Regions from separate parts of the Homo sapiens genome. Here all the other regions are linked to region 2. The links are chromatin contacts, found by Hi-C or POLR2A ChIA-PET in ENCODE. All regions are on one chromosome and are shown on one strand. Each heading gives the region's core, a stretch centred on a gene start or an enhancer-like site at or near the end of the contact. The rest is flanking DNA. Distances are from core to core; before and after follow the strand shown.

The links. A loop is a pair of places that touch in the nucleus more often than their neighbours do. ChIA-PET counts read pairs that join two places held with the same protein, here RNA polymerase II (POLR2A). Pooled maps may share reads with other maps.
Region 1: a map of OCI-LY7 shows a loop between it and region 2 (8-fold over the local background). The contact joins the promoter of ITGB7 here to the promoter of CISTR in region 2. A Hi-C loop is called at or near these places in 1 of 168 maps with a recorded cell type or tissue (OCI-LY7), 3 of 37 single-sample maps with no recorded cell type and 4 of 50 pooled maps.
Region 3: a loop to region 2 is called in a pooled map, with 3 times the contacts of the local background. The contact joins the promoter of GPR84-AS1 here to the promoter of CISTR in region 2. A Hi-C loop is called at or near these places in 2 of 37 single-sample maps with no recorded cell type and 4 of 50 pooled maps. POLR2A ChIA-PET finds 5 or more read pairs at or near these places in 1 of 52 experiments (naive thymus-derived CD8-positive, alpha-beta T cell).

The regions. Positions count from the first base shown.
Region 1 is chr12:53,204,246-53,209,057 of GRCh38, forward strand. It overlaps ITGB7 (integrin subunit beta 7), which reads right to left and starts at 3,006. Exons shown (of 16, transcript NM_000889.3): 1 at 2,957-3,006. RefSeq lists an enhancer at 1,046-1,135.
Region 2 is chr12:53,748,634-53,753,288 of GRCh38, forward strand. CISTR (chondrogenesis-associated transcript) reads right to left here and starts at 3,346. Exons shown (of 3, transcript NR_186108.1): 1 at 3,141-3,346; 2 at 1,684-2,332. The region is part of intron 1 of LOC105378250 (a long non-coding RNA gene); the gene reads left to right. RefSeq lists enhancers at 1-160, 1,721-2,309 and a silencer at 2,926-3,195.
Region 3 is chr12:54,351,666-54,356,139 of GRCh38, forward strand. GPR84-AS1 (GPR84, ZNF385A, ITGA5 and GTSF1 antisense RNA 1) reads left to right here and starts at 2,026. Exons shown (of 4, transcript NR_120487.1): 1 at 2,026-2,231. It overlaps COPZ1 (coat protein complex I subunit zeta 1), which reads left to right. Exons shown (of 9, transcript NM_016057.3): 9 at 1-181. It also overlaps a transcript of GPR84 not described here.

The DNA.
Region 1 (4,812 bases), core at 1,756-4,255, 540 kb before region 2:
GGTGGTCTCCTGTAACCCTAGCTACTTGGGAGGCTGAGGCAGGAAAATCGCTTGAACCCAGGAGGCGGAGGTTGCAGTGAGCCGAGATTGTGCCATTTCATTCCAGCCTGGGCAACAAGAGCAAAACTCGGTCTCAAAAAAAAAAAAAAAATGAAGTACTGATACATACATGCTACAACATGGATGAACCTTGAAAACATGCTCAGTGAACAAAACCATTCATGAAAGGTCACATATTGTATGATTCCACATATGGAACATATCCAAACTAGAAAAATCCACAGAGACAGAAGGTAGATTAGTGGTTACCAGAGCTTGGGAGAAGGGGAAGTGGGGAATGACTGCTTAATGGGCAGTTTCATTTTAGGGTGATGAATAAGTTCTGGAATTAGTGAATGTACTTAATGCCACTGAATTGTACACTTAAAAGGGGTAAAAATGATAAATGTTTGTGTATCTTACCATTTTAAAAATCAAAAAGTTAAATAAGATGGTGAGAAATCTCCTACTCCATATGCCATACCCAGTTCCCACACCTACCCTAAATAAATATCATTTACTACTATCTTTGTTTCTTTTTTCTTTACCTTTTTTTTTTTTTTTTTTTTGGCAGAGTCCCACTCTGTCGACCAGGCTGGAATGCAGTGGCGTGATGTACAACCTCTGCCTCCTGGGTTCAAGTGAGTCGTGTGCCTCATCCTCCTGAGTAGCTGGGATTACAGGTGTGAGCCACCACACCCAGCTAATTTTTGTGTTTTTAGTAGAGACAGAGTTTCACTATGTTGGCCAGGCTGGTCTCGAACCCCTGACTTCAAGTGATCCACCCACCTCGGCCTCCCAAAGTGCTGGAATTACAGGCATGAGCCACTGTGCCTGGCCTTAAATTGTTTCTAGTTCCCTATGACAAATAATGCTGAAATGAAAAGTAATGTATGTATTTATTTATTTATTCATTTGAGAGATAGGGTCTTGCTCTGTCACCCGGCTGTAGTGTACTGGTGCAATCATGGCTCACTGCTGCCTTGACCTTGCCGGCTCAATTGATCCTTCCACCTCAGCCTCCCGAGTAGCTGGTACTACAGGCGCATGCTACCATGTCTGGCTAATTATTTTTGTATTATTTTGCAGAGATGGGGCTTCCCCATGTTGCCCAGGCTGGTCTAGAACTCCTGAGCTCAAGCGACCCACCTGCCTCGGCCTCCCAAATTGCCGTGATTACAGGCGTGAGCCATCACCCCCAGCCAAATGTCATGTATTTATCATTTCACACGTCTGCAACTGAATCTGTAGGATAAATCCCTAGCAGAGGACGTGCAGGATAACTAGATAGGTATCATTTGTAATACTGGTGTGTATTTCATCTACATTCTCATGCTAAGAAATATATATATATAGGTGGGTATTGCCAACATAAACTCTTCAGGACTTGTACTGGTCCACATTCCCATCAGCAATGTATGAGAAAGGCCAACTAACTCCTTGTCATAAACCATTTGCATCTTCTTCAGCCTGGGCCCAGAGTCAGGTCCAGATACTCTGCACAGAGTGTGGGAAAGGGGTGGGGTGTTGAGTCCTTGAATGTCCTGGTCCTGCTCCCCACCACCTGTGACCTCAGGCGCCATATATAACGGAGCCTCCACCCCTCGGGGAGAGGCCAGTCCCAGCTCAGCCTCAGCGTAACCTCAGCCCTGCTTGCTCTGCATGCCTGTGGTCAGGGAGGCTGGAGATGCTGCAACCCAAAGCCGGGTTTTGACTCATCTCTCACAAGTGGAGCCCCGGCTGCCGCATAGGTTTTTCAGAGACCTTAGGCCCACTCATCTCCCCTTAAAGGGGGCCCTGGGACTTCCTGGACAGCCCTTTCCTACCTTTCTTTCCAATTATCCTCTCTTCTCCCCTCCTTGAGAATACATGTTCTGCCACCTATTTCTCTGTCTGCTTCTCTGTCTCTCTCTGGCTCCTTTCATTTCAAAACTTCTATTGCATCTCTCTGCTGCTTTTCTCTGCTCCACTTCTTCATAGGGCTATTTTACTTCCTTTTCCCCTCTGTTCCTAACTATAGAATGGCTGAATCTACTACTCCATCCCACTCTTTTTACAAATGGAAACCTAAATTCCATGAGGCCAGGGTCACCCAGTGAACTAGGGGCAGGGCAGGACAGGGCAGGGCCAGGCCTCTGCTGTGCTTTCTCCTTTCCTCCCTCCAACCCAGGCACTATCTCCATCAAAAGTTGTGTTCTCTCCCCACTAGCCCTGGTGGGCTCTGCCTAATCCCATTTCTCTTTCCTTAGGGGTATTCTGCAGTCTTCCCTTCTCTCTCTGGGACCAAGTGGTTATTTCCATTTTTCTGGACTCCATTCTGACTCCAGTACACACCCTGTGACCCCCCTCAGCAGCTGAGAAACAGAGCCTCTTCCAAACCCATCCCTACCTTCCAAATCAAGCAGAACCCTCTGCTGCCCACTGGGAGTCACAAGGAGGGGACGGAACTGAGCTGCTGGGCCTCAGTGTCCCAGGACAGTGGAGTCTGTGACCAAGGTGCCGATTAGGAAGAAGTCTGAGCTGAAGGCAGAGCATTAGGGATAGCAGCTGGGGGTGATGTTGGAAGAACCCTCCCTCAGTATAATCGGTATACCTGCCCTACTTCGGTATAGTCCTTGGCACATGGCAGGCACTCAGATGACAGCACTCATATACATCCCTGCCTCCAGACCCACTCATGGGAAACTGATGCAGGAGAGATTGGGCTTTTGGAGAGGTGGAGGTGGGGGTACTGTGAAACTGGAGGAGGGAACCAGGTCAGGGGATCTTAGGAATGCAGAAAGGAGTTCAGAGCCTTTCTCAAGTCTGGACAGGACCCTCGGTATCCAGGTCAGAGCCCTCTTCCCAAGAGGTTGGGACCAGGTGGGCCAGAGCTTGTAAGGAGAGGAGGCAGAAGGGCTGGTGCCCTGGTACTCACAGGTGCGTGCAGAGCAGTCCTTCCTCTGGCGGCAGCAGCAGCCTTTGTGTACTGATCTGGGAGACGGCAGAGGAGGAAGTGACACTCCCCAGGGTGGGGAAGATTTGGGGTTGGTGGGGGTGACTGATCTAGAAGGTGGTGCAGATAGGGGTGGGGCTGAGCCAAGGGAGTGGACAATACAGAGATCTGGAAGAAAGAAGCCCATTTATTGAACCCCTGTCATGTGTTGAACGTAACATATTACAATTAACCCTCACAACAATCTCATAAGATAGGGGTTAATATTCCCCCAAGCCCCAATTTTACAGATGCAGAGATTGAGGCTTGGAAGCAGGAAATAAAGAATTTTGCCCAAGGTCCCACAGCTAGTAAGTAGCTAGTCTAGGATTTAAAAAAAAAAAAGAAAAAAGATTTTTATTTTAAATTTTTATTATTTTATTTTTTTTATTTTAATTTAATTTAACTTTTGAGACAGGGTCTTGCTCTGTTTCCCAGGCACAATCTCAGCTCACTGTCCCATGGCACAATCTCAGCTCACTGCAAACTCCGCCTCCCAGGTTCAAGCGATTCTCCTGCCTCAGCCTCCCGAATAGCTGGGATTACAGGGGTGCACTACCATGCCCAGCAACGTTTTATATTCTTAATAGAGACGGGGTTTCACCATGTTGGCCAGGCTGGTCTCAAACTCTTGACCTCAATTGATCTGCCCACCTCGGCCTCCCAAAGTGCTGGGATTACAGGTGTGGGCCACCATGCCCAGCCTGTTTTTTATTTTTGAGACAGGGTCTTGCTGTGTTGCCCAGGCTGGTCTGTAACTCCTGGACTCAAGCAATCCTCCCACTTTGGCCTCCTGAGTAGCTGGGATTACAGGCACACTCGGCTGGTCTGGGATTTAAATCCAGGTCTGCCTGCCTCCAAAATTCATGATCTCTCCATTTACTTATATAGGAAGGAACATGATAGGAGGGAATAGGGGCAGTAAGTACTGTAGAGAGGCCAGAAATTACAGACTTGTTCATTTTGAAAACCCAGGATACATTATATAAGTGTGCTTGACTACATAGGCTCTGGAGCCAAGTTGCTAGAGTTCAAATCCTGGCTCTACTACTTACTAGTAGTAAGGAGCTTAGCTGAGTTACTTAAACCTGCCTGCAGCTGTTTTCTCATCTGTCCAGCAAGACTCACAGGATTGTCGTGAGAATTAAAAGAGATAATTCATATCAATTGCCTACAAGACTACCTGGCACATACTAAGTAAGGGCTTGATAAGAGAATTAGTAGGGATGAGAAGTAGCAGAGGTGAGAAGTGAAGAGGCTTTGAGAAATTCAAGGTCCACACAACTGGAAACTTGGAAGAGAGAGGCATAGGGCCAGGCTCAGAGCATGTGATTGGGGAACCAGGAGCCAACACAGTAGTGGATCCTGGGAAAGGGGTGGAGGAGGTGAACTGGGAGAAGCAGAGAGTGCAGGAACAACAGCTGAAGCCAAGGCAAGGATGAAGCCCGTAGGGAGAGCAGGAAAATATTAATGGGATTTGCTCCTGGCCCATACAGATCACTAAGAGCTTTGAGAGGGAACTAGACATGAGGTCTGTGTTCACAGGTCGATCTCCCCTACCAGAAGGAGCACTCCTTGTAGGCAGGGACTGGCTCTACAAGGCTTCCCTGCTGGAGCCACCACACCTAGCCAAGTGCCCATCTTATAGTAGGTGCTCAATAAATGTCAGATGGATTGCAGAGGTGTAGCTGCTAGGAGGGGACAATTGGAGAGGAGGGGCTCTTTCTCTGGGTGGGCTTGGCTGGCCTCAGGCTATGGGATAGCCAGGACCTATACCCTTCCCCCACAACCAGGGGTTA
Region 2 (4,655 bases), core at 2,096-4,595:
TCACGGACACAGAGGCATGAGAAGGTCCCAGGCCCAGGGAGAAACTGAAAGCCATGTACCCCGAGCCAAAGGCACACTGACCCAGGGCCAGGACCAGGGCCAGGGCCAGGGCCGATAATATACCAGAATGTATCAGTAGACTGAGAGAAGCAGAGAAGGGGAGGGAGAAGATGGGTTTCCAAGGAGAAAGGAAATGAGAGTGATGGTGGGGAGGCAGTAAGAAGGGTCAGGTAGAGGTTGCAGGGGGTGAGATGGGGATTCTGGGTTGAGGGCTCTGCTGGCCTTCCAGGGCCTGGGACTCAGGTGGGCGGGGAGGCCTATATGTGTGAGTGTGTATGGGTGTGTGTGTGTTGTGTGTGTGTGTGAGCAGGAACCTGGCAATTCCAAGCTCTTCAAAATGCCAGAGTTGTCTGGTGCTGAACCAGACAGCCACACACCCTCCCTCTGCATGGACAGCTTGGAGCAGTTATGGTGGGGTGTAGGGGAGAGAACAGAAGAAAGATGGAAGTTAGAGAAAGACTGAGAAAGAAAAAGAATGGCAGAGCCCCAGCAGAGATCAAGGGGAGAGAAAATGATATTGAAAAAGGGAGTAGAGAAATTGGCAGAGGACAGTCAGAGAAAGACAGAGGTGGAGAAAGAAATATGATGGAGGCAAGAAGTGTGTGTGTGTGTGTGTATATATATATATAAAAGACAGGGAGCAGAGAGTGCCTCTAACTGCAGGAGGGCGAGAGGGGCACGGAGAGAGAGGGGGCTGTTGAGAGGGAGGCAGACTAAGGGGAAATGGGGAGGGAAGGCAGGCAGGGCACCTATCTACCTGGAGATGCTGGGCTGGAATCAACCCAGCATCATGTTTACCTGATGAAACAACCCTGCAGTGAGTTGGGGAGGCAATCAATGAGTTTTTCTTTCTTTCTTTTTTTTTAGGGTGACCCTGTCATTTTCTTTAAGTACAAAGAACCTATTCCAATGCATGCTATCTCCTTTAACATAGCAGGTTTCAGCAACTGCTGCAGGTGCCTGGGTCATTCCTGGCAATTTCTCTTTGGGGATCACCTTTAGAGCCTGCAGTATAGCTCTGAGCATCTGCACCAGAGGCAAATTTGTATCCTTTAGGGGTAGATCTAATTTTTGAAAACAGCCTAAGTGTTAGCAATCAAGGCTGGAGAGTCAGGTGAGGACCCAGCTGGGGAGCAGTATTTCCAGTTAAAAAGAAGGTGAAAATGGGAAGACATAGAGGAGGGTGTGCCCTCCTCCAAAGTGGCTCTGAAAGGCAATCCTGAAGGGGAACCTTGCAAGATATGACAGAAGGAGATCTTCCAGTGGCTGCTTGAGGGCCAGTTTCATTTTTCTGTCTATTAAAACTGGGCAGTAATGTTCCCAGGAGCATTCACAACCTGGCACTGGAGGGATGAGGCCTGGCATCTGATGATCTTGGGCACAGTGGTGCTGGCCTTGGGGATCTTACAGTCATCCTCCCTGCCAACATTATGTTTATAGGTGCAAAGTTACCCCGTTGACATTCACCACAGCAAAGATCAACAAGTGCAAATGACTAGGGCAAATTCAGAATCCAAGCCAGTTAGTTCATCAGGGAAGGCTGCTAGGAGTGGGGGAGTTAGAGAGGTGTGCAAAGAGAAACCCAACAGGGCATGCAATAGATTAGGAGAAGAGCAGGAGTACCTCTGGCTGATGGTGCTGAGGCAGGTGAGCAAACCACAAATGAGGCTGTGGACAGCTTTGCTAGCCTGGAGCAACGAGCTGGATTCAGGAACCAGCATGAAGGGGAATGGAAGGGGGCAGGTTTTGAAGTCAGGCTGGGTGATCTGAATTTGCTGAGAGAAACTGGGGCCCAATGGGGATGCACTAACGTGTCAGGTAGAGTGTGTGAGTGTGTGTGTGTGTGCACTCACACTTGTCTGGATAGGTGTGTACTTAAGTTTGCATGTTTTTTTCTGTGTGCGTGTGTAGGGGCATATACATCCAGGTGGCTTTGTGCCATGTGGCTTTGTACCCCAGGCTCTTGTCTATCCATCTGTGTGACTGGCATGTGGCTATGCCTGAATGCGTTTGTTCATTTGTGTGTTTCCATGTGGTCATGTGCGAATGGTATCTCAGTTGCTTTTTGTGTATTTTACTTGGCTACGTGTGGCGAAGGGCAGCGTGTGTGTTTTGCGCGCGTGTGTGTGTGCGTGCTCGTGTCTGCAGGAGGAGTGGGGCCGGCAGGGAGCCCTGGCTACCCAAGCATTGCCGTCTGTCTCTCTCCCTCCACTGGCTCCATCTGCCGTCGCTGAGGTCGTGACAAGGAGGCAAACAGCAAAACGGCAAACAGCTACGGCGGGAGAAACAAGAACATTGTAAGCCCCGCGCAGACTGTCCCTGTGGAGGAGAAAGGCACATGAGCAGCCAAAGGGACGGACACTCACACACACACACACGCACACACTCACTCCTGCGCACACAGGCTGCTCCGCGGACACGCTTCACGGAGCAGGTGTGCCCACGCGCAATACCCTCCTGGCCCACAGGCCTCCGCACGCACAGGACACACACACACACTCTCTCCTGGCCTCCCTCCCGCCGCCCCTCCTCTGAGCCCTGCGGCCCGGCCTTCCGCACCTCCCAACGCCTGCAGGGGTTGGGGGCGCTGGGGCTCGGGGCGCTCACTCGGACCTCGGAGCCAATCGCCAGAGATCTAATGGCTCCTTTGGCAGTGGGAAGGGGTGTGCGTGGGTGTCCTCTCCTTCACTCTTTCCCCAGCCCTGTCGCCTCCCACCCCCCTTCCGGCCGCGGCAGTTTCCGAAATCGCCCGGCGGCCGCGAATTCATTAGTGGGGGGCGGATGTAAACGCAGCGCGGTGGAACGTTTTAATTAGGCCTGAACAATAAACAAGCTAAACGAGGCGCGCAGGACTCCCTGGTGGGCCCTCAGCCTCCTCCGCGCGGCGCGGACTCATTACGGCTGCAGCCAATTTCATGCCAGCGCCGAGCACTGGCTGGGCCGGGAGTGGGGTCGGGGGTGCGTGCGGGTGCGATCCGGGCCTGCAGGGTGCGGAGCGGGGGCGTCCCGGGGCGAGGGCAGCGGGCCGGTTCCCGCCCGCCCGGGGCCGCGGCTTCCGCATTTCTGCACCATCCACCTGCCTTTTTCAGTGTCCTTGAGATGACGCTCCCTCCCCACACCAGAGCGGCCGGCTGGAGAGTCTAGCTTGCTTTTTAGGGTCTCTCTCCCGCCTCTTTTCCTCCCCCGCTCCCTCTCTCCTTGCGGCTGACTCCAGCTCCCCCTCGGTGCCCGTAACCCTCCTTTCCTCTTTTTGCCGCAGTCTCCGTCTCTCTTCCACAGGGTCTCTCCCTCCCCCTCTCCCCGTGGTTGTCAGACTTTCTCCTGGACTTTCTCCGCCCCGCACCGCCCGCCCCGGATGCCGAGCGTGGTAGACTCTGCAGCCGGGCTCCTCGCTGCCCGCTGGCGCTGCCTACACCCCCTTGGGCTCCCCTCCAAGGTCCCCTCCGCTCGCCCCTCTCTGCCCGCTGCCGCCGCCGCCGCCGCCTTCCAGGCCTCTCTCCACCCTCTGTCTCTTTCTGCCTGGGTTCTTCCTTTGGGCCGTCTACCCTCGGGTTTCAGGTTGGGCATTGCTCCCGCACCCTACTAATTGGGGCTCTTCTGGACCGATCCAACCAGCGAAGTCGAATTTGGCTCGTGTCCTTCTCTCCCTTTTTTGCGAAGCTGCAGACACTGCTTGCTGGCCCTCCGGCTCTGCCGGGACTTCCCTGGTTCTAGGTGGCGGTGGGTCTGTGGCTAAGTTTGAATCCCAGCCCTGGGCCTCACCATGTGAGTCTTAACCTGGGCTTGCTCAGCTGTAAAATGTAGGAAATAATTTTAGGTGCTTCATGTTGTGGGAATTAGCGCTGTGATAACGAATGTAACATGCTTGGCACATGGGACTTAGTCTATTAGCTCTTCCCTTCTGCCTTTCCTCAATCTGCTCCTCTCCCTAGCCTGGAGCTTTCTTAAAGGGTTTTGAGGAGAGAAAAACCAAGGTCACAGACTTTATAGGCCCCCCAAAATTGAATATCAGAAATTGTAAATGGTTCAACCTAACAAATGCACTAGGCTCTGATTGCAAGAAGTGCTGCTGAGTGTGTACAAGAAGGGAGGACCGGGATTGGACTGAACTGCAGAACAAAGGAAACCATGTGGACTGGCACACTGGACTGAGCAAATTAAAACCTAAGGGACACGTCAACCCGCATTAGTCCTGCCTCAGCAGTATGGCTGCCCTCTTAGGGCTGCAGAGTCATGGGACTGTGTCCTCTTGGGGGCTGCAGTGGATCTAGGAGTCCAGCTCCCCCAAGACTCCTGCACCAAGGCAGGAACCAGACTCCTAGAACCTCATACCATCATACTTCTCTCCCATCTATACATCACACACACACACACACACACACACACACACACACACAGAGAGAGACACACGTGTCCTTTGAGATTTTTAAAGGAAAATTACAAAGTGTGGGCCTGGAATTCTGTCTCTGCTTCAGTTTCTTTCCCTAGTTCCCTCCTGACTCCTAAGAAGCAGAATCAGCGAGTCGCACACCTTCCCCTGTGTGTGCTGCCCATTGTATTGGGCACTGAGGGGAGATCCAGAGGGAGGAGCACAA
Region 3 (4,474 bases), core at 776-3,275, 600 kb after region 2:
AACCTTCCTGAGACTTAAGCATTCTGCCCCACTTACTAACTGCCAGTTCTCCAGCACTGAGGTGGGGCAGATAACGGGGCATATTTAAGGGGGCATCTTTGTGTAAAAGATGCATGGAGTCAGGAGAAAACCACCTTCATAAACTGCTCTGTGCAAAGAGGAATAAAACATTTTTTCCAAACTGCCTTTGTGTGATGTTTCTGTTTCTCTTCCTCTCTTTTTGGCAGCTACTCCTGTTCCTCCAGCCCCCCGTCATTCCCCATCTTATAATATTTCTTCCCTCCTACCTCAGAGACTCCTAGCAGTGCCCCCCCATCCCTAATTTACGGGGCTGTTTGCCTCCTTGGCATCTCTCCGTCCCCTCGCCTGGAAATTGGCGCCAGGGGTGGGGTGGGGATGGTATTTTCTCAGTGGGAGTCCCAGGGAACTGAGTTCTTCCCCCATCACCCCCAAAGCCAGCTGCCTGCTCCCGCCTCAGCCATTAGTAACCCAGAGACGCGCACCTGCGTGGGGGCTCTTCTCCAGCCCTTGCTCACTTCCTGCACCTCCCACTCCTGCTCTGAAACGGCGCTGAGCGGGTTATTTATCGGAGCCAGCGCTGCTCCAGAAGGTCAGGACGGTGGTGTAAATAACCTCTTCTCGCCATTTCCCCGTCCCTCCAGAGCCTGCTCCCCTCCCCCTCCTCCACCTTTATTCGCACAAATGAATGTGGCTGGGCTGGCGCAGCGCCTGGCCCTGCATCTTAATGGGGCGGTGAGCTCACAAGATGGATTTAGCTGGGGGTTTTATGGTTGCCGCGGCGACAGAATGCTTTGGTTTTCTTTCCCCCTTCCTCTGCAGGATTTTTAAGGAGGGGGGAGTGTGGGGAGCCTCTTCTCCACTGCAGTTTGAAGGGTCTCCTCAGTCACCTCTGCCGCTCATAAAATGGACCTGCAATTCCAGGATTAAGCAAGGGAGACCAAATTAGTATCTCAGATGGGAAAGGATGGGGGAAGGAAGGTAGCAGGAATGGGGAGAGTCTCTCCAGCATCAGAACATGAAACCCAGAGTTTTCCAGTCTTGCCTGCTCTTCTGTGAAAACCTGACAATTAAGCTCAACAACTATGGGGCACCTGTGCATGGGATACTCCTCAGCAGGTAGAAAAGAAAAATACCTGGGTGTACCACGTCTGCCAACAGTCCTGCATTGAAAGTTGGAGTGCAAGAGTTTGGATAAAGACTAGGTACTTCTTTTGTCTTTGCCTGTCTGAGCTGGGGAAAAGCAATACTCAGCCTTAACATCCTAATCTTCCTACTCACCACACAGCATTGACCTGGGGGAGGGGCAGTGTCAGTGCCAGAGCTGGGTGGTGGTGATCTGTGATGGTGTGGAGTTCTATCCAGTTCTCAAACTTGGAATTCTCTGAGCTTCAGTTTCCCCAGCCTGGTCTGGGTTAAACTCCTGCCTTCTGTTTTCCAGCATGAATGGAACTTTGGTGCCCTGGCCTACCCAGTCTTTTGGCCAGCAATTTTTTTTCAGGGCTATGAGTAAACACATCCCCAAGCACTGACTGAAGCAGAGCCTGGGAGCAGGGTCTGATTATTTCTTTTCCTTGGTTTCTTTCTGTCTGTAAGCCTCTGTCTTTCTGTTTGTGAGCCTTTCCCTCTTTCCCAGGGAATGCTGGGAGGCCCCTCCTCCCCTCTCCCCCTTCCTCCCCTTTGGCTGGGAAAGTGGCTACAGCCTGAACAGTGCCAGACACCTGCCTGCCAGATGTGGCGATTCCCCATTCTTCCCCCCACCCCCCTATGTCTATTCTTTCCCTACCCCACTGAGCTCAGGCAGAGGGAGCCCCCCAACAGGGTGATTTACTGCTGCTGCCTCTGTTCCTCAAGTGCCCTCCTCCACTCCTCTCCCTCTCCCTCCCCCTGATGCCCATGCCCCCTCTTTTCCCACAATGTTCTGCAGCTACCTTCTTGGTACAGCCTCCTCCCACTCCTACTCCAGAGTGCTAGGCTATGTAAACTCCAGCTCCTGGACTAGAGAGTGAATGCATGGGGCAAAGGTGATTAGCCTTCTGTTTCACCCATGGGAGAGTACATCAGCAACAGGGCTGAGGACAGGGGCAGCCAGAGCTGATGTCATTCTCACTGGGGGAGGAAGAGAGGTGACAGAGTGGAGGAGGTGAATGGGGAAGGAACCAACACTCCAAGACTGTCTGGAGAGGAGAAAAAGGTCTCTGAGAACTTCCTAGGTAGGTGACAGAGAGTCCAGAATTGTGGATGCCTGGTGGACATCACATCTTTCTGGCTGAGCCTCCAGACCTTGTCTTTGAACCTGTATCTCAATATGACTTAAGAGATGCCCCTCAGCTCCTCCCCTTCACACTGACCCAAAACACACAGAGAGAACTTTAAGTCCGCACCCTTCTCTCTTTAGTGTTTGTCATTCTGTGTCTTTTCTTTTCTCTTTTCTTTTTTTTTTTTTTTTGAGACAGGGTCTCACTCTGTCACCCAGGCTGGAGTGCAGTGGCATGATCGTAGGTCACTGCAGTCTCGACCTCCCTGGGCTCAGGTGATCCCGCCACCTCAGCCTCTTGAGTAGCTGGGACTACAGGTGTGTGCCACCATGCCTGACTAACTTTTTGTATTTTTTATAGAGACGATGTTTTGCCATATTGCCCAGGCTGGTCTTGAACTCCTGGGCTCAAGTGATCCACCTGCCTTGGCCTCCCAAAGTGGTGGGATTACAGGCATGAGCCACTGCACCCGGCCTGGTGTCCTTTTTTGTTTGTTTGTTTGTTTGTTTGAGATGGAGTCTTGCTCTGTTGCCCAGGCTGGAGTGCAGTGGTGCAATCTTGTCTCACTGCAACCTCCGCCTCCCGGGTTCAAGCGATTCTCTTGCCTCAGCCTCCCGAGTAGCTGGGATCACAGGCATGTGCCACTATGCCTAGCTTTTTTTTTTTTTTTTTTTGTATTTTTTAGTAGAGACAGGATTTCACCACGTTGGCCAGGCTGGTCTCCAACTTCTGACCTCTGGTGATCCGCCCGCCTCGGCCTCCCAGAGTGCTGGGATTATAGGTGTGAGCCACCATGCCCGGCCTATGCCTTTTCTTTTTCAATCTCTTCCCTCTCATTTCACCCTACCTCCCTTAGTTGTGCTTCTCTTTCTGGTCACCTTCTGCCCACCCTGCCCTTCCGTGCCATATCATAACCCAGTATGATTCCCAGACCTCCCACTAAAGCAGGGACTCATTCAGAGCCTCTTTTCTCCTTTCCATCTATTCTTGGAATCTTAACTCCCAAAGGTATCCTCTGGGTCAGAACAGGGTTCTGAGGTGGGACTGAGGTAGGAGGGATGGCTGGGCTGAAGAGTGGCAGAAACAGGACAGATGGAGCAGCGTCCAAAGAATTTGGGGAGGGGCGAGAGGGAGACAAGAAGATGGAAAGAAACAAAATGAGAGAGAAAAAGTGATTGAGAGACCGAGGCAGAGGCTGAGAGACGGTGAGAATAACAAACTGGGAGAATGAGAGACACAAAGAAGGAAGGCAAGACTGGGAGCAGAGAAAAAGAATAGAGTTGGAAACAGGAAAGTCATAGCAAGAGAAGGCCACTAGGGAGGGGCCAGGCAAAGGGCAGCCTGGCTCTCCGGGGCTCCCTCATGCCATAAGTCCTGTGTGTGTGAGTGTGTGTGTGTGTGTGTGTGTGTGTGCGCATGGCACATTTGCACAGGGGTCTGCGGTATGGATAGGATGATTTCCACAATATTTTTCCACTTCTTTCAGCAGTCTCTTTCCTTGAGGCACCCCATACTAGCCCCCCATCTCCCAGTATTCCAGATGCTCAAGGGACCATTCCAAAGGTATTTCCACAACTCGGCAATCCTGGCTTTCTCACTTGGAATGCAGGCCTGCTGGAATGTCCAGGATCTGTAGAATGAAGAGCCCCATCCCCTCACTGCCCACCCCCCATGCCTGCCCACCAGCTGCTCCTGTCTATCTTCTCCCCATTCTCCTTGTATCTCCCCTTCCTCCACACTGACCCCTCCCCCAGCTCTGACCCCCAGCCTGCCTGGGGCCTGGGTCAGAGGGGAGACAAAGACAGGATTTATCACCAGTATTGAGAAGTAGCCAGAGACCAGGGCTGAGGGCAATGGCTGACCTCCTTCAGATAGGAGGGAGCACTAGGCCGGATGCCGGGAGGCTGGAAGGCTGGGTTCCAGTGGCTGCTGCTCACAACCCCATTTTCCCACTCCAGCTTTCCTCTCTCCCTTGTCTCTGAAGACTTGGAAAACAGAGAAGAGTATGACCCTGAGGTGATTTTAGGCCTCTGAAGGAAAACCTGGGAGAAAGGAAGAGATGAGATTGATATCTTAGGGTTATTCTTTTATGGATATGGAAGAGGATTTGGAAACTAGAGGCAATCAGGCACCAACTGTTTCCAGGGCTGGGAAAGAGTTCAGGCCTAATACTGCAACAGATGAGAGGGACTGTCCTC